Linked DNA regions of Homo sapiens: region 2 is linked to region 1. A link is an interaction called in ENCODE POLR2A ChIA-PET data of the cell type or tissue named here. Cell type or tissue: GM12878. All regions are shown on one strand. Links, peaks and the distances in the headings refer to the core of each region. The heading gives the core; the rest is flanking DNA.

Region 1 (11,635 bases), core at 2,062-10,061:
TGACTCATGTTGATGGCTGCTGACTGATCAGGGTGGTGGTCACTGAAGACTGAAGTGGCTGTGGCAATTTCTTAAAATAAGATGACAATGAAGTTTGCCACATTGATTGACTCTTCCTTTCATGAAAGATTTCTCTGTAGCATGTGATGCTGTTTGATAGCATTTTACCCAGAGTGGAACTTGTTTCAAAATTGGAGTCAATCTTCAGCTCTACTACTGCTTTATCAACTATGTTTATGTAATATTCTAAATCTTTTGTTGTCACTTCAACAATGTTCACAGCATCTTCACCAGGAGTAGATTTTATCTTAAGAAGCCACTTTCTTTGCTCATCCAGAAGCTACAACTCCTCATCATGAGATTTCAGCAGTTCAGTTCCATCTTCAGGCCCTATTTTTAGTTCTCTTTAGTTCTCTTGCTATTTCCACGACATCTGCAATGACTTCCTCAACTGAAGTCTTGAACCCCTCAAAGTAATCCATGAAGGTGAGAATAAACTTCTTCCAAATTCCTATTAATGTTGATATTTTGACCTTGATTGTTCTTAATGGCATCTAGAATGGTGAATCCCTTCCAGAAGGTTTTCAACTTACTTTGCCCAGATTCATCAGAGGAATCATTATCTATGGCAGCTATAGCCTTACAAAATGTATTTCTTACATCATAAGACTTGAAAGTTGAAATTATTCCTTAATCCATGGGCTTCAGAATGGATGTTGTGTTAGCAGGCATGAAAACATTCATCTCCTTGTGCGTCTCCATCAGAACTCTTGGGTGGCCAGGATTATTGTCAACGAGCAGTAATATTTTGAAAGGAATCTTTTTTTCTGAACAGTATGGCTCGATAGTGGACTTAAAATAGTTCATAAACCATATTGGAAACAGATGCGCTGTCATCCAGGCTTTGTTGCCCTATTTATAGAGCATAGGCAGAGTATATAGGGTCTCACTCTGCTGCCCAGGCTGGAGTGCAGTGGCAAAATCATAGTTCCCTACGGCCTTGAACCCTTGGTCCCAAGAAATCTTCCTGCTTTAGCCTCCAAAATAGCTGCAGCTACAGGTACACACCATCACACCTGGCTAATTTTTTTTTTTTTTAATTTTGTAGAGATGGGGTCTGGCTCTGTTGCCCAGGCTGGTCTTGAACACCTGGGCTCAAGTGATTCTCCCATCTCAGCTTCTCAAAGAGCTGGGATTACAGGCATGAGCCACTGCTCCTAGCCGCATAATTCCTTAGAGTTTTCAAAATGGTAAATGAGCATTGGCTACAACTTAAAGCCACCAGCTGCATTAGCCCCTAACATGAGAGTCAGCCTATCCTCTGAAACTTTGAAGCCAGGCATTGACTTCTCCTCTCTAGCTATGAAAGTCTTAGATGGCATTTTCTTCTTTAAAGAAGCCTGTTTTATCTACATTGAAAAGCTGTTGTTTAGTGTAGTCACCTTCATAAGTTACCTTAGCTAGATCTTCTAGATAACTTGCTGTAGTGTCTACATCAGCATTTGTTGCTGCACCTTGTACTTTTATGTTATGGAGATGACTTCTTTCCTTAAACCTAATGAACCAACATCTGCTAGCTTCTGCAGCTTCCTGACCTCTCTCAGCCTCTTCTATGGGATTGAAGAGAGTTAGGGCCTTGCTCTGAATTACGATTTGGCTCAAGGGAGTATTGTGGCTGGTTTGATCTATCCAGACCACTAAAACTTTCTATCAGGAGTAAGGCTGTTTTCTTTCTTATCATTCATGTGTTCACTGGAATAGCACTTTTAATTTTCTTCAAGAGCTTTTCCTTTGCATTCAAAACTTGGCTGTTTGGCACAAGAGGCCTAGCATTCAGCCTATCTCAGCTTTGGACATACCTTCCTCACTAAGCTTAACAGTTTCTAGCTTTTCATGTAAAGTGAGAGACATGACTCTTTCACTTGAACACTTAGAGGCTATCCTAAGTTTATTAATTGGCTTAATTTCAATGTTGTGTGTCTTAGGGAATAGGGAGGCCCAAGGAGAAGAAGAGAGATGGGGGAAAGCTGGTGGGAGCAGTCAGAACACACACATTTATCCATTGAGTTTGCCATCTTACGTGGGTGCGGTTCATGATACTACAAAACAATTACAGTAGTAGCATCAGAGATCACTGATCACAGGTCACCATAACAGGCATAATAATAATAAAAATGTTCGAAATAATATGAGAATTACCAAGATGTGACACAGAGACAGGAAGTGGCCACATGCTGTTGGAAAGATGGCACCAATAGATTTGTTTGACACAGGGTCGTCACCGACCTTCAAGTTTTTTAAAAAGTCATGTCTGCAAAGTGCAATAAAGGAAAGTACAATAAAATGAAGTATGACTGACTATAAAACTTCAGATCTAAAACTATCTGAGAACTGGTAGCAACAGTATAATGTAGAGGAAAAAGCATGAGTTCTGGAATCCTGGAGTTATGAATATATCTTTATTTCACCCTCCTTTAGGAAGAACAGATTTTTCTAGGTACACAATTTCAGGTTGAGAGGTTTGTTTTTTCTTTCTCTCAATATGGTTCCACTTCCTTCGAGCTTCCGTTATTACTCTTGGGGATTATACAATAAATCTATGCCATTATTTTGCAGGTGATTTCTCTTTTCTGTCTTACTGGTTATAAGATCTCTTTGACTCTATTATTTTTCAGTTTTTCTGAAATGTGTCTAGTAACGAATTTAGTTTTGCTTATTCTGCTTGGTATATGTTGTATCCTCTATCTATGGACTCATGTTTCTCCTCTGAGAAATTCTCTTCAAATATTCACTGTCTTCTCTCCTTCTGGAATTCTGATTAGATGTTTATTCAATTTCTCATTCTATCTTCCATTATTGCTTCATGCCTTTACGTATTCTGTTAGTCTTAATAATTTCTTCAGATTTCTCTTCGGGTTTACTAATTTTCTCTTCAGCTATATTTAATCTTCTACTTAAACTCTTTATTATGTTTTAAAATTCAAAAATTATTTCATCATTTACTAGCTTTGTGGCCTTGGACAAGTGTCTCCACCTCTGTGTGCTATTTTTCTCACCTGTGGAATAGGATAATAATTATCCTTACATGATTGTGATGGAAATTAAGTATGTTGATACACAAAGCCAGTGATCCATGCTATTATAATAAATGCCCAATAAACATAAGATTCTTACAAATTCCAGAGGTTGGCCGGGCACAGTGGCTCACACCTGTAATCCCAGCACTTTGGGAGGCCGAAGCAGGTAGATCACTTGAGGTCAGGAGTTCAAGACCACCCTGGCCAACATGACAAAACCCCATCTCTACTAAAAATACAAAAATTAGCTGGGCATGATGGTGCACGCCTGTAGTCCCAGCTACTTGGGAGGCTGGGGTGGGAGAATCGCTTGAACCCAGGAGGTAGAGATTGCAGTGAGCCGAGACTGCACTACTGCACTCCAGCCTGGGTGACAGAGTGAGACTCTGTCTCAAAAAACAAACAAACAAAAACTTCCAGAGGTCATTCTGATGATTGTATGAACCTCCGTGATTCTGATTCTAACTCATCTCAGAGAACTAGGAGTCTTCTCTCAGAATCACCTGGAACAGACTTCACAAACACTTCAGAAAGCCTTTATCATATCTCACAACTCATAAAGAAGTAGACGTTTTCTGTTGGTTCTAACCCCATTATGCTACAACAGGATCTCATGTCTTTGTGTCTTCTTATCCTCAAAAGGAAGATGACCACGGCCCCTCTGTTCCCTCGCCTGTGTGCCAAATGGATCCACAGCTAGAGACAAGCTCCTTCCCTTTGAACGGTGGGAAGCAGGCCAAGATGTTTTAAAGACAGATGGCATCAGATGCAGAGAAGCAAGGTTAGGCTTGATTCATCTAAACCTGTCCCCTTCAGAGCCCCCTCCCACACCCTTCCCCTGACAACTGAGTGATAAAATTCTGTCCCTGGATGAAGTCAACAATCCTTATCATGACAGAAAACTGCAAATATTTGGTGTTTTTCCATTGCACACAGGGCTTAAGGGAACATAGGGAATCTCAAAACAGAAATGTGTTTGGGGGTGTGTGTATGTGTGTGTGTGTTCAATCCTTTCTTCAAAATATTTCAGCTCCTCTATTTTTAGAAGATGATGACATTCTCCCAGCATTTCAACCAGGTTTTCAGAAGTCACGAGGCTCAGTCCTGCACGCACACAATCACATCTGCCTATACAAAGACACAGAGAAACATACATAGCTACTCACACATAATTCCATACACGTTTAAATGCCCAGGCATCTAGAAAATGACCCTCACATATGCCCGTCTACACACATACATGTATACCTGCATCTGGGTTCACAACAGACCACACCCTAACACATACATACACATACACACCACACTCTAACACATAATGTGAATAAATAGAAACTAGTAAATAGAGCTATTTCTGCAGTGCCCCTGGCATATACTCACATGAAGTGCATGTGCAAAGTACATCTGTGTGTGGTTAATTCACCATCAGATTTTAGGGTAGTAAAGGCAATCACCTATTTTCAGGGCATGTCAGAAATCTAGCTGAATTCCTAAACCTGCTAGATTCCCCATCTCCTTCTTCTGTCCTTGGCCCTCAAGTGAAATGACCTAACTTCAAATGGACTCAGGGGCTGGGGGGTTATTCCAGCTCAGAACAGGAGATCCTTGAACATGGACCCTTGAAAGGGCCCATGGAGGCTAGGCAATGTCTACTATGAAAAGAGAAATAAATAGCTCCACCATTGGAAACAAGTGTCCAGAAAGCTGCAAGTTTATCCTGTACTATAGCCAATGAACAACCAGGTGGTGATCACATCCCCGGGGAAGCGGGGAGGGCGATGCAGGCACACATGGGGTCCTGTTGTAGGAGAGAGACCAGAGGGCAGGAAGGGAGGAAAATCTGAATCCATAAGCTTTCTCTTTATGCAAACCAGACTCATAAGTTTTATTTATTTCAGCTGGAACTCGGAGCACAGCTGCCTTATTTACTTACCTACTGGCTGCATTTCTGAGAACCAGTTTTATTCCTGTTCAAAGGAAGCCAGGCAGAGTTGGGAAAATATTTTCCTAGCCAGCTCCTTAGCACCACTGTCTGAGGGAAACCATCTGGCCAAGATGCCCTTCAAGTGAGTAAATGCAGTATTGCCCTCTCCCTGCACAGGGGAGGGGGCATGCACCAGACAGGGAAAATGGCAGGCTCCTGGGGTGGGCTGAAGCTGTGGTTCTTCCCACTGACCCTCCTGGGCCCCTGGAGTCCAGTGATGTGCTGGTAAAGGTTTAACAATCAGCTGTCTGGGAGGTAGGGGTGGGGCATTGCCTTGCAGTGTTTGCTGATTTCCATGGCCTGTTTGGAACTACCAAAGTGAAGTCACTGAGTGTGGGGTTAGGAGGAGATGCCCAGGAGTACCCCATTTCAGAGTATTTCTACCACGTAGATGCAGTAGGGGGTATGTAACCTCAAGAGTGAAGATACTAATCAATACAGTAAAATAATTAGCAAGTGATGAGTTTTGAGTACTTATTACTTTTATTTTTAATGTGATATAATTTTAAGTTTATATAATTTATTTTCAAATGACATATGCCTTTAACAACTGGCTCTCAGAGTTCTGGAAAATTTCACTGTCAGTTCTTGCAAGGCAGGATGGGCTGGCTCCGGAGCACTGCTGCTGGAGTCCCTCTTTTACTTAGAGTCAGAGAATAAATATGCCAGTGTTAAGATCACTCCCTTTAGAAGCTCAGGGCGTATCATGGGAGATTTAGTGAGGGCTCTACTTCCTTAAGGAGATTTTGTCTTCAGAAGGCAGAATAGACACCTGCTTGGGAAAGAACAGAGGTTGAAAAACACCATGTATGGGTTTTTTTTTTTTTTTTTTTCGGTTCTACCCACCATGTGTACTTGACCAAGACAGCACAGCACACAAGTTGCAGGTTCTGCCTTGCCTGGGCAGCTCCTGACTGTATATGCTTCAGCTTATAGAGTCAAAACAACTTGGCAACATCTAGCTTTATTCCTCCGGGACCCTTGTGCTCTAAGGATAGTTCTCTGGCTGCAGTACCCTGGCATTTTCCAGGTCTCAAGCTCTAGCCTCTTTACCAGTTTAGCAGGATGGTGCTAGTGGGTCTGTGGCCATAAGATTTTCCATTATTTCCTACAGCTTGTCTAGAGGAGTTGGGATATTTCTTGTCTCCCAGAACTCTCTCATGGGAAAAATTCTTACATGAGAGACAGAACACTTTACCCAACTGGAGTCAGGGAAAGTTACACATCTGTCCTGACCTCTGAGCTTCTGAAAAATCACTGAGCTTTATCAAAAGCACACAGGTCCAGAAGTGGAAATTTATAAGACAAAAGAAAATAGGAAATGAAAGTTGGAGGGGAAACCCTCTTAGTGTTGTTGCAATGCCAAGAACTGGGGGAGGGTTTACGGCTCTAGTAGTTTGCTGAAGGATGAACAGGACATGCCAGGGACCAGAGGGTCAGAACAACAGATAATCAGAAATGAAGAGGTCAATGGGTGGGAAAGTAGGAGTGAATGGTGTTGATAGATTTGTTTCTACCATTTTAGGGTTGTTCTGTAATGGCTGCCTATAGTCACAATCACGCCCACAATTCTTCCTACTCATTAAGACCTCTGCTACCCTAGCCCTGAAATTTTCCTTCATCCCCTCCTGTCTTCACTTCCTTCCTAACCCAGTATAGATTCTATGGCCCTTCATAACCACCCCTTTGGGCATGTCCTGGTCTTCCTCCAACATACCTTCCCAGCAAAACCCTAACCTTATGTAGATCCAGCTCTCTGCTCATTCTATACCATTCCAAGAAAGCAAACGTGGCCAGAGGAAAACCGCAACCGTGTGGACTGATTCTACCCTGAATACAAGATGATGCATCTCTAACGAGGCTCAGAACTGCCTGGAAGTCCAGCTACACTTCCCTAGTCAATCCACGCCCTCAATCCCCAGCTACAGTGGACCAACAGCCCTTACTCCTATTGAGGCAGCTCCCCCACCCCCATCCCCACTTAAACATTGGATCGATCCCATCTCCTGTCTACTTGGGACCTTTGGTCCTGCTGATATCCCCTCTCCCTCTTGAAACATCACTTATTTCCTTTCTACTGAATCAAAACTCCAAATTTCTTATGACATTTAAACTTCTCCTCTCTCTCAGCCTTTGTCTGCATCAGGCCAGGAGCTGCAGTGGGGAATAATGGATGGTGATGAACTTCATCTGTTTCCCTGCTGTGTACATCTCCTCCTCCTCCCCTTCTCACTAGGCTGCCTCTTGTCCTCTGGGGCTGCTGCTCTGGGAGAGGGAGGAGATGCAAAGAGCAGGAAAGGTCTTGCTCGGCTGGTACTGTTGTAGGATAGCACAGAATTTTCTGGCCTTGGCAGGTGTTTAAAGCTGACTTTCTTCTCTTGGGTCTTACATAGGTTTCTTACACAGGGGTTGGGCTTCTCTGCTGGCAGCTTCCTTGATACTGACCCTGCCTTTCCTCCAGCTCTCCATTCATCACCCCTCCCTTAGCGCCTATGCATCCTTTAGTCCACACCATACAGACTCTTGTGGGGACCCCATTGTTCCTCCAGGCAGGCTATATGAACAGCATCCCCAGGCCACCATCCCTTGCTGGGCTCTCATCAGCATTTTGGTCCTACTGTCATGGGATTACGGCTACTTCCCAACACAACAGTCTTTACTTGGCTATGCCCAGGCAGATAACCAGCCACAGGTTCTTGCCTTCATTACCTTTGCAGGCGTGGGTCCAGCTCCAGTCGCTTATTTCTATTATGGTCGCCAAGTGGTTCCTGAAAGCCCCAATCACTTGTTTTCATGTGAAGGGCAGGCTTCTTCCTCAGAACATTTCTCCATCTTTCTCCAAGGAAATCAAGTTCTGTCTCTCTCCACTTACTCCCCACTTTCCATCTCAATCTTTAACACCTGTAAGTGCTTGATGTGCTCAGGGTTGTAAAGTGGGTTCTTCAATATCTCAGTTGTGTGTCCCTTGTAGATGGTTTAGCCCTCACTCTGGAATGTGGGCTCATTTTGCACCTATCAGTTTGCGCCAAGCCTTTGGGCTCTCCTTCAAAACTGAGGAAGAAAGAGTTGTGTATTAGCATCTTGTTTCACACATCCCTATCCACCCATGGCTATCTCCACAACCCCCAAATTTGGTTGGCTTCTTCACCAAATACTTCTCTCTAGGAATGCTCCTCCAGCACCCCTGACTCATTGAGCCCAGGCTGGAGTGTAGTGGCGTGATCTTGGCTCACTGCAGCCTCTGCCTCCCGGGTTCAAGCCATTGTCCTGCCTCAGCTTCCTGAGTAGCTGGAATTACAGGTGTGCACCACCACGCCTGGCTAATTTTTGTATTTTTAGTAGAGATGGGGTTTCACCATGTTGGCCTGGCTGGTCTTGAACTCCTGACCTCACACAATCCACCCGCCTCGGCCTCCTAAGTGCTGGAATTACAGGTGTGAGCCACTGTCCCCAGCCCTCTTCCTGACTTTAAAGTTTTCGTTGTAATTTTCTTTTCTTCTCTTCCTCTGTTTTTTTTTTAAATTAATATTTTATTTTATGATTTGTTTATGTAATAGCCAGCATGAAGGGTGGGTGCAGGGATGATGGCAGGAGGAAGAGGCCACACTGCACAGCGGAATGACAGACCTCTCCCTGCTGTCCTCCTGAGCCGCCCTGCAGTCCCACTCAGAGCTTTCTGCAGTAGGCAATCGTCTTGCTTGGGGGAAGCCAGCATCTTTTGAGCATGCTCTCTGCCATCTTTGGTGTAAGGGTTTTACTCTTCATATATGTCATCTTGGTGTTATAAAATCCAGAATGCTTTTCCTCTGAGTATCACGTCCATGTTCTGGAAGATAGAGGACGGGATGGAGTCTGTGTCAGAAAAGCACAAGCTTCCCCCATAAATTCCCAGCACTCTTCTGCTTGTGTTTCATTCACCAGAGCTGTGTGTGCATCCCTAGCTCTAAGGGAGTCTAGGAAAGTGAGAATAATAGAAAACTCCCTAACTTTGTCAAAGCCTTCCATTTTGTTTGTTTTGAGATAATCTCAAATGTATAGTGAAGTTGCAAGTATAGTACAAAAACCTTTATTCCCCCTGAACTGCTGAGAGTAAGTCACCAGCCAATGCCCCAGCACTCCTGAAAAATTTAATGTGTATGTCCTACAAACAATGGATTTGTTTGTAGGACATGCTGCATGTTGCATAGCTGCATAGCTGCAATACAACCATGGGAATCAGGAAATTAACACTGGTATAGTATTGCCTGTTAATCCCTGGAGCCCATTCCTGTTTTGCCATTTGTCCCAAGGATCTCCTTTATAGCAAAAGTATCCAGTTTGGAATTCTGTGTAGCATTTGGTTGCCATGTCTCTTTGGTCTCTTATGTCTGGAACAGTTCCTCAGTCTTTCCTTGACATGACCTTGACAATTTTAGATTAGAGGCCAGTTATTTTATATAATAGATCTCTATTGGTGTGGGTTTGTTTGTTTTCGTGTGATTAGATTCAGGTTTTGCCTCTTTGGAAAGAAGATCACAGGAGTGATCTGGGTTCCCACTGCATCCTAGCAGGTGGAGCTCAATTCCAGTTTGTCCTATTACTGAAGATGTTTGCTTTGATTACTTAAACTGGTGTCTGCTGGGCTTCTCACTGTGACATTTTCCTTTTCCCTTTGTAACTAAAAAGAATCTTGCAGGGCAGTACTTCAAAACTATTCAGATATCCCACTTCTCATCAACCATGGAATTTACTCATTTATTTATTTAGGTTAGTTGAGACCAAGGGTCAGCTGTTTTGTGTAAAGGATCAGATAATAAATATTTTAGGTTTTGTGGTCCAGGGGGCAAAATCAAGGATAGTATATAGGTACTTTTATAATGAGAAATTAAAAATTTTTGCAAAATTGTCACTGATGAAATTAAAACTGTAATAATTATTGAGTAAATTTTTTTAATGCAGGTCTACTAATAAGAGAGGAATTCTTTTGTGAGGGTAAGATTTGACTTAATTTGGGTTCAAAGTGAGTGTTCCCTATTATCAAATTGATTGTAAATGTTCCCCTATAAAAACCATTCTTGGCCAGGTGCAGTGGCTCACGCCTGTGATCCCAGCACTTTGGGAGGCCGAGATGGGGCGGATTGCTTGAGCTCACGAGTTCAAGACAAGCCTGGCCAACATGGTGAAACCCTGTCTCTACTAAAAATACAAAAATTAGCTGGGCGTGGTGGTGCGTGCCTGTAGTGCCAGCTACTCGGGAGGCTGAGGCAGGAGAATCACTTGAACCCAGGAGGTGGAGGTTGCAGTGAGCCGAGATTGCACCACTGCACTCCAGCCTGGCGACAGAGCAAGACACTATCTCAAAAAAAAAAAAAAAAAAAGGGAATTAGCCAGGAGTGTTGGTGCACACCTGTAATCCCAGCTACTCGGGAGGCTGAGGCAGGAGAATTGCTTGAACCTGGGAGGCAGAGGTTGCAGTGAGCCGAGATCGTGCCATTGCACTCCAACCTGGGCAACAAGAGTGAAACTCCATTTCAAAAAAAAAAAAAAAAAAGAAAAAAGAAAAGAAAAGACAAAATGCTTTCTTCTTCAATCTATTCCCCCTGTAAGTAACCAATTTCCCATCCCTGTTGCTGCCCCTGTGCCATGTTGATGGCCCCCTCATCTGGCTTGGGCTCTGATATCCTCCAGTGGGCCACCCTTGTATGTGGACATCTTGTCTCCCCGTGCAGGCTCTGTAAAAGGTGCAAGCCACCCTTTTCCATCCATGTAGATGCCTCAGCATCTCACAGCCCATGACAATCTACTCTCCCCTGTGTGAATGGCCCTGCCCTGCTCAGGCTCTGACTCCCCATCACAAGCCATCCCTCTCTGTGGATGCCAACTTTCCTCTGCCTTACCTAATGGCTTCGGGAAGGGGAAGGTTACTTTTTTTTTTTTTTTTTTTTTTTTTGAGGCAGAGTCTAGCTCTGTCACCCAGGCTGGAGTGCAGTGGTGTGATCTCGGCTCACTGCAACCTCCGCCTCCTGAGTTCAAGAGATTCTCATGCCTCAGCCTCCCGAGTAGCTGGGACTACAGGTACCCATCACCAAACCCAGATAATTTTTTTTTTTTTGTATTTTTAGTAGAGACGGGGTTTCACCGTGTTAGCGAGGATGGTCTCGCTCTCCTGACCTTGTGATCCACCCGCCTCGGCCCCCCAAAGTGCTGGAATTACAGGCGTGAGCCACCGCGCCCGGCCAGGGAAAGGCTACTTTTAAAAATCTTTATAATTTAGCTGGGCGTGGTGGCTCATGCCTGTAATCCCAGCACTCTGGGAGGCCGAGGCGGGCAGATCACAAGGTCAGGAGTTCGAGACCAGCCTGGCCAGCATGGTGAAACCCCGTCTCTACTGAAAATACAAAAAATTAGCCGGGCATGGTGGCGCCTGCCTGTAGTCCCAGCTACTCCGGAGGCTGAGGCAGGAGAATTGCTTGAACCCAGCAGGCGGAGGTTGCAGTGAGCCAAGATCGCGTCAATGCCCTCTAGCCTGGGTGACAGAGTGAGACTCCGTCTCAAAAAAAAAAATTATATTTTGAAATACTCAGATTTTTTTTTA
Region 2 (11,635 bases), core at 1,971-9,970, 90 kb before region 1:
GCAGGGTGACCCTAAACCCAGAAAGCTCTTGTGACTTTGAGGCCAGCACCACTGTCCTCAGGGCACCTGGAATTTCTTGTTAGCAGGCTGGATGTGCACTTGACTCTGCAAATTTTGGCTCTAGCAATAAGGCCACGTACTTCCTTGATTCTGGGAGGTCAAGCATTAAGTGGGAGTGTTTTTGAAGAGGGAAGAGGATGAGCCACGTCTAACATGGCCAGCCCTTTCCCTGCAGTGCCTGCTCCAAATAACAAACTGATTCAACCTGTCATTAAGTCATCCTGTTATTATGGACTCTGAACTGGTCCTCCATGGAACCACCTTGCAGCTTCCTCAGTGGAATGGCCTGGGGCAAAGATGGATAGGATCCTTCTCAGTAGGACAGGAAGTGGGAGACCCGTCCCAAGGTCCCAGTTGCCTTCTCTGATAAGATCTTTATAGCCTATTCTGTGGGATCATCATGAAGATTAAATAACACAATAAATGTGAAAGTTCTGGGATATAATATAGTTATAATAAATATATGGCAGGATAGGGACTGAATGAGTCAAGTCAGGGACACCTTGGCCAGGTGGGTTTCTTAGTTTGAAAAGGTTCTCAGACCTTCCACTTCCTAATACTCCCAAATGGCTCTCATCACCCCATTGCTGTTGATGAATGTCTCCTGTGGCTTTTAGTCCACAGGAAGGAACTGAGCATTCTCCTCTTGCTGAACCTGGAGCTCAGAGGCCAGGAGAAACATAATATATTATATATAATGTCATATATATTATATATTGATCATGCCTATTACCCCAGCACTTTGGGAGGCTGAGGTGAGTGGATGGCTTGAGCCCAGGAGTTTGAGACTAGCATGGGCAACAAGGTGAGACCCCTTCTCTTAAAAAAAAAAAGAAAAAAGAAAAAAAAAGAAAAAGAAAGAAACAAAGGTGTCGGAATCAGGGAGAGAATTTCTTTTCATAATGGTAGAGAAATTAAACTAGGAAGCCTCTTAAGTAAAGTTCTTTCTTATAATAACAATACTGAGCCCTAAGTGTTTTGCACATAGTAACTCATTAATCAAAAACAATCCAATGTGATAGATATCATTGTAATTTCTACTTTATGGATGAGGCAACTGAAGCACAGCGAATATTAGGTAACTGTTAAAGATAAGATTTGAACCCAAGCGGTCTGGCACAGCAGCCGGAACCTCCGACCACCCATCACACAGTTCCGCCTCTATTAGAAGAAGACCACTCTGGTGAGCTTCCTGGGGGAGGAGAAACTCTTGTTACAATAATCAATAATCAATCAAATTTCCAAGGAGATTTCTCTGGACCTTTGGAGGGAGATTCAAAAGCCCTTCTCCATCCCACTTCTAGGTCTGCTTGCTAAGTCAGGAATAAAGCTACCCTGGATCTTCTGGAACTTTCTGTTCTCTGAGGCAGGAGGGCATTTCTTTGGCCAGGACCTCCCAGCTCAGAGGCTCATTGGCCCCAGAAACATGGGTGGCCCACTGGAGGTGGGCTGTGCCAGTTGGCTTTCAGACGGGAAGCTGCTGGGCACGCTTGTTCTCCACCACACCTCTGCAAGGTGAACCTGGGACTGGGAGGGACAGCCTGCTGAGGACTGAGAGCGTGGGACACTTATGACTGTCACACTCCTTCTCTGCAAATCTTCCTCTAAAAGGCTTCCCAGGGCTTGGCTCTGCTTGGTTCTCTGAGCTCCTCCTGCAGGCAGCTGCCTTTCAGTTCACTATTGTATCCCAGTGAATCCAAAATTAGCTTGATTCACAACAGAAAATGAGCACAAAACCCCTCTATAGCCAGAGAGTGATTGTCTACAAAGTCCTATGTGGTAGAAATAAGGCTTTGCCCCAAGGAGCCATCTGGCTGTGTGCCCTCTCCCACACGCACACTTCCATTTGGCACACTTATTGTTATCCTGTGCTGTGAGGGAACAGAGGTACTGGCCACGGATCCATTGCAGAGGAGCCAGCTTATACTCCCACGGTGCTAGGAAGGAGGCGGGACAGGTAAGACAAGCACACAAACCATGGAAAAAACTGGAGGAAACTTTCCACACCTCTTAAGCAACTGGTGCATTTCCCTGTGGTGTAGGTTGAGTAAGTAAGCCCGAGGAGAGAGGATGGGGTGGACTCAGATGCCCAGGGAGGCAAGTCTTGGTTTGGGGTTTTCAGGAAGGCAGGGCCACTTGTAGAGATTGCAGCTGGTGGTGAACTGGGGTCTGTGGAGGTGGCAGGCAGAAATAGCAACTCGTGTGTCCATGGTGGCACCGTTTTCAATGCGCCTTCATAACCATATCTCGTTTGATCCTGACAGTCCCTCTATAAGCAGTTTGCCACTGTCATTTTTCAGATGAAAACATCGAGGCTTAGAGGGGTTTCTGAGTAGCTGAGAAGTCAGGACTTCACACTCCCGATCTTTCCCCTGGCCTCCAGTTTGCCTGGCAAAGTCACAGGAAGTATCTCCATGGCACCGCATCAGCCCTCACAGAGCAGGAAACCTTGATTTCTACAGAGGCTGTTTCCTCCCAGCCTTGTGCAAGGCCCACTGCAGAGACAAAATTATGGTGGCCAAAGTGTGAATGCCAAGGCCACACTGGTAAGAGCCAGTGGCTGGGCAGCTGCAGTCACCCCACCGAAGGTAGACGGGTGTGGCTCAGTGGCAGGCAGAGGCTGGTCCCCACAGGGAGGAGGAGGGAGCCTGTGGGCGGCCCAGGGGCTGCCCCTCTGTCCCCAGGGGAGTGGGTGGAGGCCTGAGGGGGACTGTGCTGAGATGTTTGGTCATCAGAGGTCTGGGTGGGGGGTTGGGGAGGTAAAGCAAGAGTCTCTTATTTTTAAACCAATCAATGAGAGGACAGCTGTTCTTTGTTTCCATGAGCTCAGCAGAAGAGGAAATGGTTTGCCTGTGCGGTGGGGGAGGAGGAGAGGGTAGGGTTTTAGGTTAGTGCCCTGGCTGTGATGAAGTGGAACTTGTTACCCAAGGACTTCCCTTTTAGGCAGAATGTCTGCTTTCCTACCAGGAAGAGTGGCTTGGCCCTCTGCTGAGGCTCTCAGAGGTTCTCCCAGCCTTGGGATCGCTGAGTAAAACCAGTCAGCACCATGTCACCCTATGGAGACTGGTATTACCTTGCGCCTGTGTGTGGTGACAGCGGGCATCCTTTGGCCTGCATAGCAAAGGGCCACTCCCCTCCTTTCCTCCTGTCTCCCTTCTTCCCCAACCCCTCTCTCTTGGAGGACAGAGTCTGCTCCCCTAAATTCTACTGGGTTCTTTTTCAGGCCTCCATCCCTGGGATTTGCTGGTAGAAGAAAGGGAATCAGCGCTGACTGAGCTCCTACTATGTGCCCTTCCTGGGCCTGGCACTGGAATCACAGGATGAATGAATAAGGCATATTTCCTGCCCTGAGGAGGCGTCTATAGGGGAAGTCGGAATTAAGGCACCTCCAGAATTCTGAGGTCAAGGGAATGTCAACAGAGCTGTGAACAAAATGCCCAAAGCCATGAAAATCTACAGAGAGAGACTCGAAGGGGAGGAATGGGGTAGGAGCTGGTGCCGAGGATGAGAGGGGAGAATTCACCTGGTGGAGAACTGATAGGTGGGGGCTGTTTTCAAAGTATTTTCACAAACGTTTATTCTCTTGACTCTCACAATAAACGAAGCCAGCCAGAAAGTATTCTCCCCATTTCAGTGATAAGGAAATGGAGGCTCAGAAGGGTGGAATGGCCCAGGGCAGGGCAAAGCTGGGGTGGAAGCATCGGTCTTGTGCTTCCACACTCATTGCACTTTCTTCCAGGCCAGGCTGAGGTCGGGATGGTGGAGGAGGTGGTGGAGGTGATGAGGTACCAGAGCAACCTCGAAGAAAGCTGAGAGGCAGGAGACCGCCAAAGGCAAACTTGGAACACCTGGTGACTCCGACTAACTCTCCATGTGGTGTCCTTGAGGACTTTTATGATACTGCTACCACTGCTAATAGTAATAAAAGCCACTATTTAATGTGTTTACTATGCGCTGGGTGTGCAAATATTGTGGAAAGAGTGAACATATGTGCAGAATGCTTAATAAACGTGATCTCCTTTTATCTTCAAAAGAACAATACAGGCCAGGTGCGGTGGCTCATGCCTATAATTCCAGCACTTTGGGAGGCCGAGGCAGATGGATTGCTTGAGCTCAAGAAGTTTCAGACCAGCCTGGGCAACATGGCAAAACCCCATCTCTACAAAAAAATACCCAAAAAATTAGCCAGGTGTGATGTTGCCTGCCTGTGGTCCCAGCTACTCCAGAGGTTGAGGTGGGAGAATCGCGTGAGCCCAGAAGGTCAAGGCTGCAGTGAGCTGTGATCCTGCCACTGCACTCCAGCCTGGGGTGACAGAGTGAGACCCTGCCTAAAAAAAAAAGAATCAATACGATTAATACTTTTACTTCTATTTTTCAGACAAGGAAATTGAGGCTCAGAGAGGTTAGGAACTTGCCAGAAGACCTACCAGCAAGTGGCAGAGCTAAGGTCCCATCTGACCCCAAAGCCCACCCATAACCGCTATGCAGTACTGTCCAGGCAGAAACACAAACATTACCCCATTGTTTTTATTCTTCAACACCTTTGGTATCATCCAGTCCCAGGACACTGGCTCCTGAGGAAGGAAGGCCCCTCCCACATCCTTTAAAATTCCCAGGCATAAAACCATGTTCACCAGCCACCGTGAGGGTAAGCCTCAGAGACAGGGACCGTGCCCACAGCCAAAGCAAACTTGCCACATCCTCGGCCAATGCCCTGCCAAGGAGGGCCACTAGCTATTTTTCATGCCTCAAACTCCCACTCTATCACAGCACCCAGAGCTTGGGGATGGGGTGAGTTGTCCCCCCAGACAACTCTCTACCGTGGAGAGACTGGGCCAGGGGAAGTAGAGAGAGGAAGTAGACCTTAGATAGAGGAGCGAATGTGGGTGGCTAAGCACTGTGGGTGTGAAGGGATGGTTGGGAGGCCCTGGGGACTTTCCCCGGAGGCTGAGCTACCCAATTTACTCCCCAACCCACCACAGGCAGGCACGCACACCCATAATTTCAGGCGAGACGAGGCAGGCCTCTGAGAACAGCACTCCAACAGGCTTTATCTGAGTGCTCAGCTGGACTCAGAAATCAGAGCGCCTCCCCCAACCTGCCCCAGGACAGTGAAGGCTCCATGATGAGCCCTGAGTTCTCATCGCAGTTTCTCTTCCTTTTCTGTTTTTTTCTTGGCCTCTGCCTGGCAGGAGGCCTCTGGAAACCCTCGTTTTTCAGGCTGCTTCTCCGTCAGCCCCTAGGCCAGACCTTTTTATTTGACTGGTCTGGGGAAGACATGGGGAGGCCACTTGGCTAATGAGAAGCCAGTCGCCTTACAGCAGTGCCTCTTCTGAGACTTTCTGGGATTCTCTGGAAACACAGATGCCAGTTTTTCTTTTTATTTGCTTGTTTCAGGACAGAAGAGATTGAGTTTCAATAGGAGATGTGATTGTCTTTAAACACCTATGGGAAAATCCCTGGGCTCTGCAGTAAAAATACACACCATGGCTGTCCATGTCATATGCGTCCTTGACACCACCAGGCAAAATGCACAGGCTGTGAAACACATTTGGACGCCCAAAGAGCAGGTCCTCCAGAGCACAAACACCTGCACCCACCCCAGGACAGAAGTGCTCAGGCAGGTGTCACCAGCGCAGCCCCTGGCCCCCGACTTTCCCCACTCCACACCCCCATTCACACAGAAGGGCAAAGACAGCCCACAACCTTGGCTGGCTGCGCTCAGTCCTTGGCTCCAGCTGCCTGGGCAGGGGTTAACGAGGCAGGCGCGGCCACTCCCTCCCGCCACCTGCCACCCACCGCCTCCCTCCCGCGCCGCGTCACTTGTTTTTCTGCTGGGCTTTCCCGCCTCCCGCCGGCCGCTGACGTGGACTGGGGGCGTCACAGCCTCTACCTCAGCTGCCGGGAAGTGCTTCCCTTATATGGGCACAGACTCCGGAGGGGCCGGCAGGGCAGGGGCGCTCTTGGGGAGGGCAACAGCTGCCAGCCATCAAGGGCCAGGCTCTCCTCTCCCAAACAATGCCCAGGCCGGGGCAAAGGTGACCCGCATTTGGAAAAGGGAGGCCAGCCTCCCTGTCTCCTCTCAAGAGCCAGAGCCCAGGCGGGCAGCCTTCCCAGACGCTGTCGCTCTGCATCCTCCCTCTTTGGGTTTCTCATGAAATGTGCAGAGCTAGATTGAAATGCAGATGACCAGGTGGCCTTTCACTGATGCACTCTGATAGTCCCTGAATGCTCTGCATCCCAAAGTCTACGGCCGGAAGGCTGTGATGCTAGGCCACTGTTGGGTGGTAGAAAGGACATCCTTGCCTCTGCCTTGGGGCCTTAAATTTGTCTCATAATTCTTCAGGCCCCAGCTTCCTTCTCCATAAAATATGGAGGATACTGCCCTCGAGCCTTGTAAGGACTAGATGAGTGTTCTGCTTGGTGTAAAACAGCTTTGCAAGCTGTAAAGTGCTATTCAGACTTACAGGTGGTCACTTGGTGCCAGGGAGGAGGAACCTGTTCAGGAGCCCCCTCCAGAACCTGCCTTTCCCGGGCCACACCCATGTGCTGTGAGAATGCCCTTTGACCCTGTTGAAAAGCTTAAGCTGTGTAAATAAAGTCATCTGGAGTTTGCCTCTTGTGTGTACTGTGGCGAGCTGTTTGTCTGGGGCCTCTGTTAGTAAGCAAGTGGTGAGCATGCTGGAGATGATCCTTCCAGCAGGGAGGGGAACCGCGGGTGAGCGGTCATCGTGCAAACGCCTCGCACAGTACTGGACACTGTGCAGCACATGACTGTCTTCTGTTGCTGCTAGTAAGAACTCTTTCCTTCCAAATCCAGCTCAGCTCAAAACTCCCAGGCCCAACAAGCTATTTCCTGCTGACACCTTCACTCCAACTCCTTGGTTAATTGTGAATCGTGTTTGTGCAGTGTGGCTCTGCCCATATTTGCCTGTCTCCTGGCAGCTTTGCGTCTGTGTCCTCGATGTGGATGCTTCTCCCTCCTTGGGAACTTGCAGCGTCCTGTGGGCAGGAACCGTTTCTCCCCAGTCAGAATGAAGAACCCACACTCTCTACCTCTGAGGGTGGGGACTAAATCTCCTTCCTCTTATCACTCTAGGACAAAGACGACAAAAGGTATCCAGATCACGAGGTCAAGTGATTGATTTGTGACCCATGTGACCCATACATAAATGGCAGTGAGCCATAGGGCCAGCCAGACATGGTAAATTTCTGCAGCATTTCTCCTCCCCACTCATTGGCTTCAACGAGCCCCCACGGAACCCTCTCTCAGGGAGGACTGTGCTAGGTAGCCAAGAAGTAGACTGCACAGTGGGCAGGCAGGTATCCTCCCTTTGGAGATGGTTGTCCTCATTAAACATCAGGTATTTGAAGGTGACACCTAATTCCATGCTCCCAGTGGGTAAACTGTTCGTCAGCTGTGCCCAACTGCTCTTTAGGTGCTGGGCAAGATTGGTTCAATGTTTTATTCGAAGATCGATGAGTGATCCAATAGTTTTCCTCAAAATATTCCAGATTCCCCTGGAAGTGGGGATGGAGGGTGGAGAAGACATTCCTTCTCATCAGTGCCTCTGGCTTTGGGATCTCAAGTCAGTTCCTTTTGGGAATCATCCTGCTGACCCTGAGCGCTCTCACTGTTGTGAGCCGTGTCAGGCCTGTCTCTTGTTTCTTCATATGAATTCCTTACAAGGTCTGTATATACATCATGGGCTTTAGTGAAGGTTGGGGTCTCCTGAGGGGGTTAATTTTGCAAAAATGTAAAGAGCTTAAAAAGGGAGTGTTGGGCATTTCTGTTCTTAAACTTCCCTCGGCTTCCTCTCTCACATTGGCTCTAGGCCCTCCCAACACCATTTTAAGGTTACTCAAGCCCCCTTTTTTTGCTGCTCTCTCTCAGGAACAAAAATATAGATTCCTCTTGTTTTCTTCTGTGGAGTAATTCAGCTCTAACCTCCAGCCACACCTCTGAACCTGTCTAAGAATTCAACGAGATAGGTCCAAAGCTTCTGAGTGTGTAAGTTCGTAGGCAAAGAGCCACTTTTTTTTTCTTTTTTTTTTTGAGACGGAGTTTCGCTCTTGTTGCCCAGGCTGGAATGCAATGGCACAATCTCGGCTCACTGGAATCTCTGCCTCCCAGGTTCAAGCGATTCTTCTGCCTCAGCCTCCCGAGTAGCTAGGATTACAGGCAAGCGCCACTACGCCCTGCTAATTTTGTATTTTTAGTAGAGACAGGGTTTCTCCATGTTGGTCAGGCTGGTCTTGAACTCCCGACCTCAGGTGATCTGCCCGCCTCAGCCTCCCAAAGTGCTGGGATTACAGGTGTGAGCCACTGCGCCTGGCCGAGCCGCTTTTTTTAAGCCTGGCAGGTCAGGCTGGAAGATCGTGGTGGTGGTCTTCCTGGACTTATGCAATGTTTTTACATAAGGATATTGACTTACAATAGATTCTGCTGAATTCAAAAAATAGGGGACACAGAGTTGTTCTCTTTCTAGGAGCTTACCCATTCCCACTAAGATAATCATTCTGTTACATGTTTGGGAGCTCAATCGTCTCAAAGCCCTCTTAGACATACCTCATAACCTTCCTGTCTCCATTCACCTCATGAGTTTTTGCCATGGGTTCCACCTTGCTTCTACACAACTCTAATGCTTCAGGGAGGCAGCTGAAACCACCTGGGGCCACCTGACTATTTGACCGAGCGAGGCTCAACCCCTGACCTCAGAGAGTTCCTGAGCCAAGAGGGAAGGAAGGAAACCCTGAAATAAGGATAGAAAGAAATGTAGAGATGATATTGATTGTTACTATCCCAGCCATTATCCTGATTACTTCTGTTGTCGTTATGGGCTCTTATGAAAGGTAAACCCAATTGAGGAAGATACTAAATGCCAACTGAGAACAACTTCAGACTCTTTGGCTCCAGTATTCCAACATAGGGATTCATATCATAAATTTCTTCTTGAGGAATGTGTGGATGTAGCGGGCTGGTGGGGGTGGGTTTTAACAGGCTAACTTGAATGCTTTTTTATATTTCACAATGAAAACTATATAATGCAGGTATTTCCCTTTTTACCTTGGCTTCCTGGAAGTTCAAAGATAAATTTAGGTGTCAAAGAAGTATCTGATTCAAACAAGTTTGTAAATATCTATCTTTCTCTTTCTTCCTCCTACTACCAATTCGTTTCTGATCTTTAATATAATATAAACACACACATAAAATCATCCTCTATGTGGTTTAATATTTTAAGCTGTCTCAAATTCTTCTTGGAAGTAAGCAAAGTATAAATTATAAGTAATAATAGTTAACATGTACTGACCACTATTATGTGCCAGACACTATTCTAAGTATTGTAAACTCATTTGATTCTCCCAACAACTCTAAGAGGTAAGAATTACTATTAATCTCATTTTATAGATAAAGAAATTAAGGCACAGAAAGCTTCAATAACTTGCCTAAGGTAGCACAGCTAGGATTTGAACCTAAGCAGTGTGGCTTTAAGGGATGTGCTCTGCCCATCGCACTAGAACAAATCCGTCAGTTCAAAAACTTAATTAGCCCATCCAGGGACACCAATGTAAAAAAGCATAATTATATGCCATCGGAGCCAGTCATCATCAAAACAAGACTGATATAAGGCCAGGTGCCTATAATCCCAACACTTTGGGACGCCGAGGTGGGCAGATCCCTTGAGGTCAGGAGTTTGAGACGAGCCTGGCCAACATGGAGAAACCCCGTCTCTACTAAAAATAACAAAAATTAGCCAGGTGTGGTGGCGCACAGCTGTAATCCCAGCTACCCAGGAAGCTGAGGCAGGAGAATAGCTTGAACACGGGAGATGGAGGTTGCTGTGAGCCGAGACCATGCCACTATACTCCAGCCTAAGCAACAGAGTGAGATCCTGTCTCAAAAAAAAAGACTAATATATCATAACAAGCAGCTCAGGCCACCCATTCTTAATCTAAATAAAGATTCCTTTCCACTCCTCCCCAACCTTATTCTTAGTGGAAGGGATGGAGGAAGTAGGATTTAGAATCCTTTCCCACCCTTCCCTAGCCCACTCTCACCCCACTACCCCAGCCCCCTTTTTAGAGACTTTCCTGACATGTCCATTGCCCTATATGTTCCTTACTTTTTTCTTCAATAATGTGGGAAAAATAATGTTTTCACTCCTTCTGTATCACTTGCACGGAGATAATTAGTCAGCTTTTTGATGGACAAAGAGCTGAACAGAGAGAATTTCAGGCAGAGCAAATAATATGAGTAAAGGTACAATAAGCTGGGCACTCAGCTACTCAGGAGGCTGAGGGAGGATGATCACTCGAGGTGAGGAGTTTGATGCTGTAGGGAGCTATGTTCATGCCTGTGAGTAAGCACAGCACTCCAGAGCCTGGGCAACATGGCAAGACCTCACTGTTGAAACTACAAAGGCACAATGGTATGAAAGTGCAAAGTATGTATTTGAGAAACACTGAGAATGGGTTAATTGAGCTTTGAGGTTGGGCCAGATTGTAAAGGCCTTGAAGGCCAAACCAAGAATTAAACTTTCAACTGTAGGGAGCCTTCAGAGCTTTTAAACATGAAAGAGACAAGACAGACCTGTAGTTTAGGAGCTCTGACAGCAGAGTATGGACTGAGGAAAGGGCAGGAAGGGAAGCACTTCAGGCAAAGAGACCACTTAGGGAACTGTTGAAACTATCCAAGAACGATCTAACAGTTGGTGGCTTCAGTGATGCTGAGTAGAAGGTATTTCAAGAGGATAACTGACAGGACTGGGCCAGTAATTGGATATGGGATCCGCTCAGGAAGTAGGGCTCCAGGATATCTTGTCACCTCATCAGGAAAATCCTCTCTTGCTGGCAGGTGATCACGTATTCCACTAGGACCCAAGGAGTCATCAATGTGAACCATAGATGACAGATTAAGAGGCAGGGTGGGTCTCCTAGCCCAATACTCTTTTGTTACATATAAGCAAACTAAGGCTCAGGGAACTCCAACCATCTCTCCCTTTCTCCTAGCTCCTTCCTCCAAACCACACGGATCCCTGGACCTGAACCCATGGTGCAGTAGAGAAGTACCTCAGGCCCAGAGCCAGGAGGCCACAGGTGAGAAGCTGCAGTACCTCTTCTTTAGACTTTTTCTTGTGTCCTCCTTTCTGAATCTGTCTTCCTCTTCCCTTCAGCCCCCATCCCCCAGGTGGTCTCTGGCTGTCACAGCTGTGATGCCAGCTTCCTGCTTGCCCCAGACACTCAGCCCCAGGAGGCCCAGCCCCATTACGGCTCTGCCAAAACAACATCTGGGGAAGCTCCAATAGGTTCAGGGCCTCTTCTCTTGTTTTTTGTCTGGAGATAAAGGGGGTTTATCCTGGGCCCCTGGGAGTGAGGATGAGGAGGGTTTACAACATGTCTGTCTTCTAAATTTGGGAAAGAGGCAATAAATTCAGCTTCAGATCTGCTTCTGTCCCAAGTCCATGTGTTCCCCTGTGAGTTTCTGGCACTTTCAGTCACACCTTCTCGTACCATAGGAGAAGGCCTAGAGGGAGAAGGTGTGGGAGGTCACATTCTTGGGGGGCCTCCAGGATAA

The links. ChIA-PET counts read pairs that join two places held together with the same protein. Peaks named below come from ENCODE experiments on the same cell type or tissue, not always from the same donor. Only the 100,000 strongest peaks of a DNase experiment are listed, where the experiment ranks them.
Region 2: POLR2A ChIA-PET joins it to region 1 with 5 read pairs; 3 of 35 experiments call an interaction of 5 or more read pairs at or near these places.

The regions. Positions count from the first base shown.
Region 1 is chr1:203,374,928-203,386,562 of GRCh38, forward strand. It overlaps LOC102723529 (a long non-coding RNA gene), which reads left to right. Exons shown (of 7, transcript XR_922438.3): 3 at 283-486; 4 at 3,720-3,858; 5 at 4,976-5,143. Among named protein-coding and RNA genes, the nearest start is that of BMNCR, 27 kb to the right of the region's middle. In GM12878, for the core only: no CTCF peak of the experiment used is centred there; DNase peaks (open chromatin) are centred at 5,954 and 6,384; H3K4me3 peaks cover 452 bases; H3K27ac peaks cover 1,551 bases.
Region 2 is chr1:203,284,706-203,296,340 of GRCh38, forward strand. It overlaps LINC01353 (long intergenic non-protein coding RNA 1353), which reads left to right and starts at 2,447. Exons shown (of 3, transcript NR_117097.1): 1 at 2,447-2,606; 2 at 3,284-3,601; 3 at 3,800-4,093. RefSeq lists enhancers at 2,253-3,452, 4,840-5,399 and a silencer at 5,610-6,009. In GM12878, for the core only: no CTCF peak of the experiment used is centred there; DNase peaks (open chromatin) are centred at 2,856, 5,046 and 5,861; H3K4me3 peaks cover 3,045 bases; H3K27ac peaks cover 5,255 bases.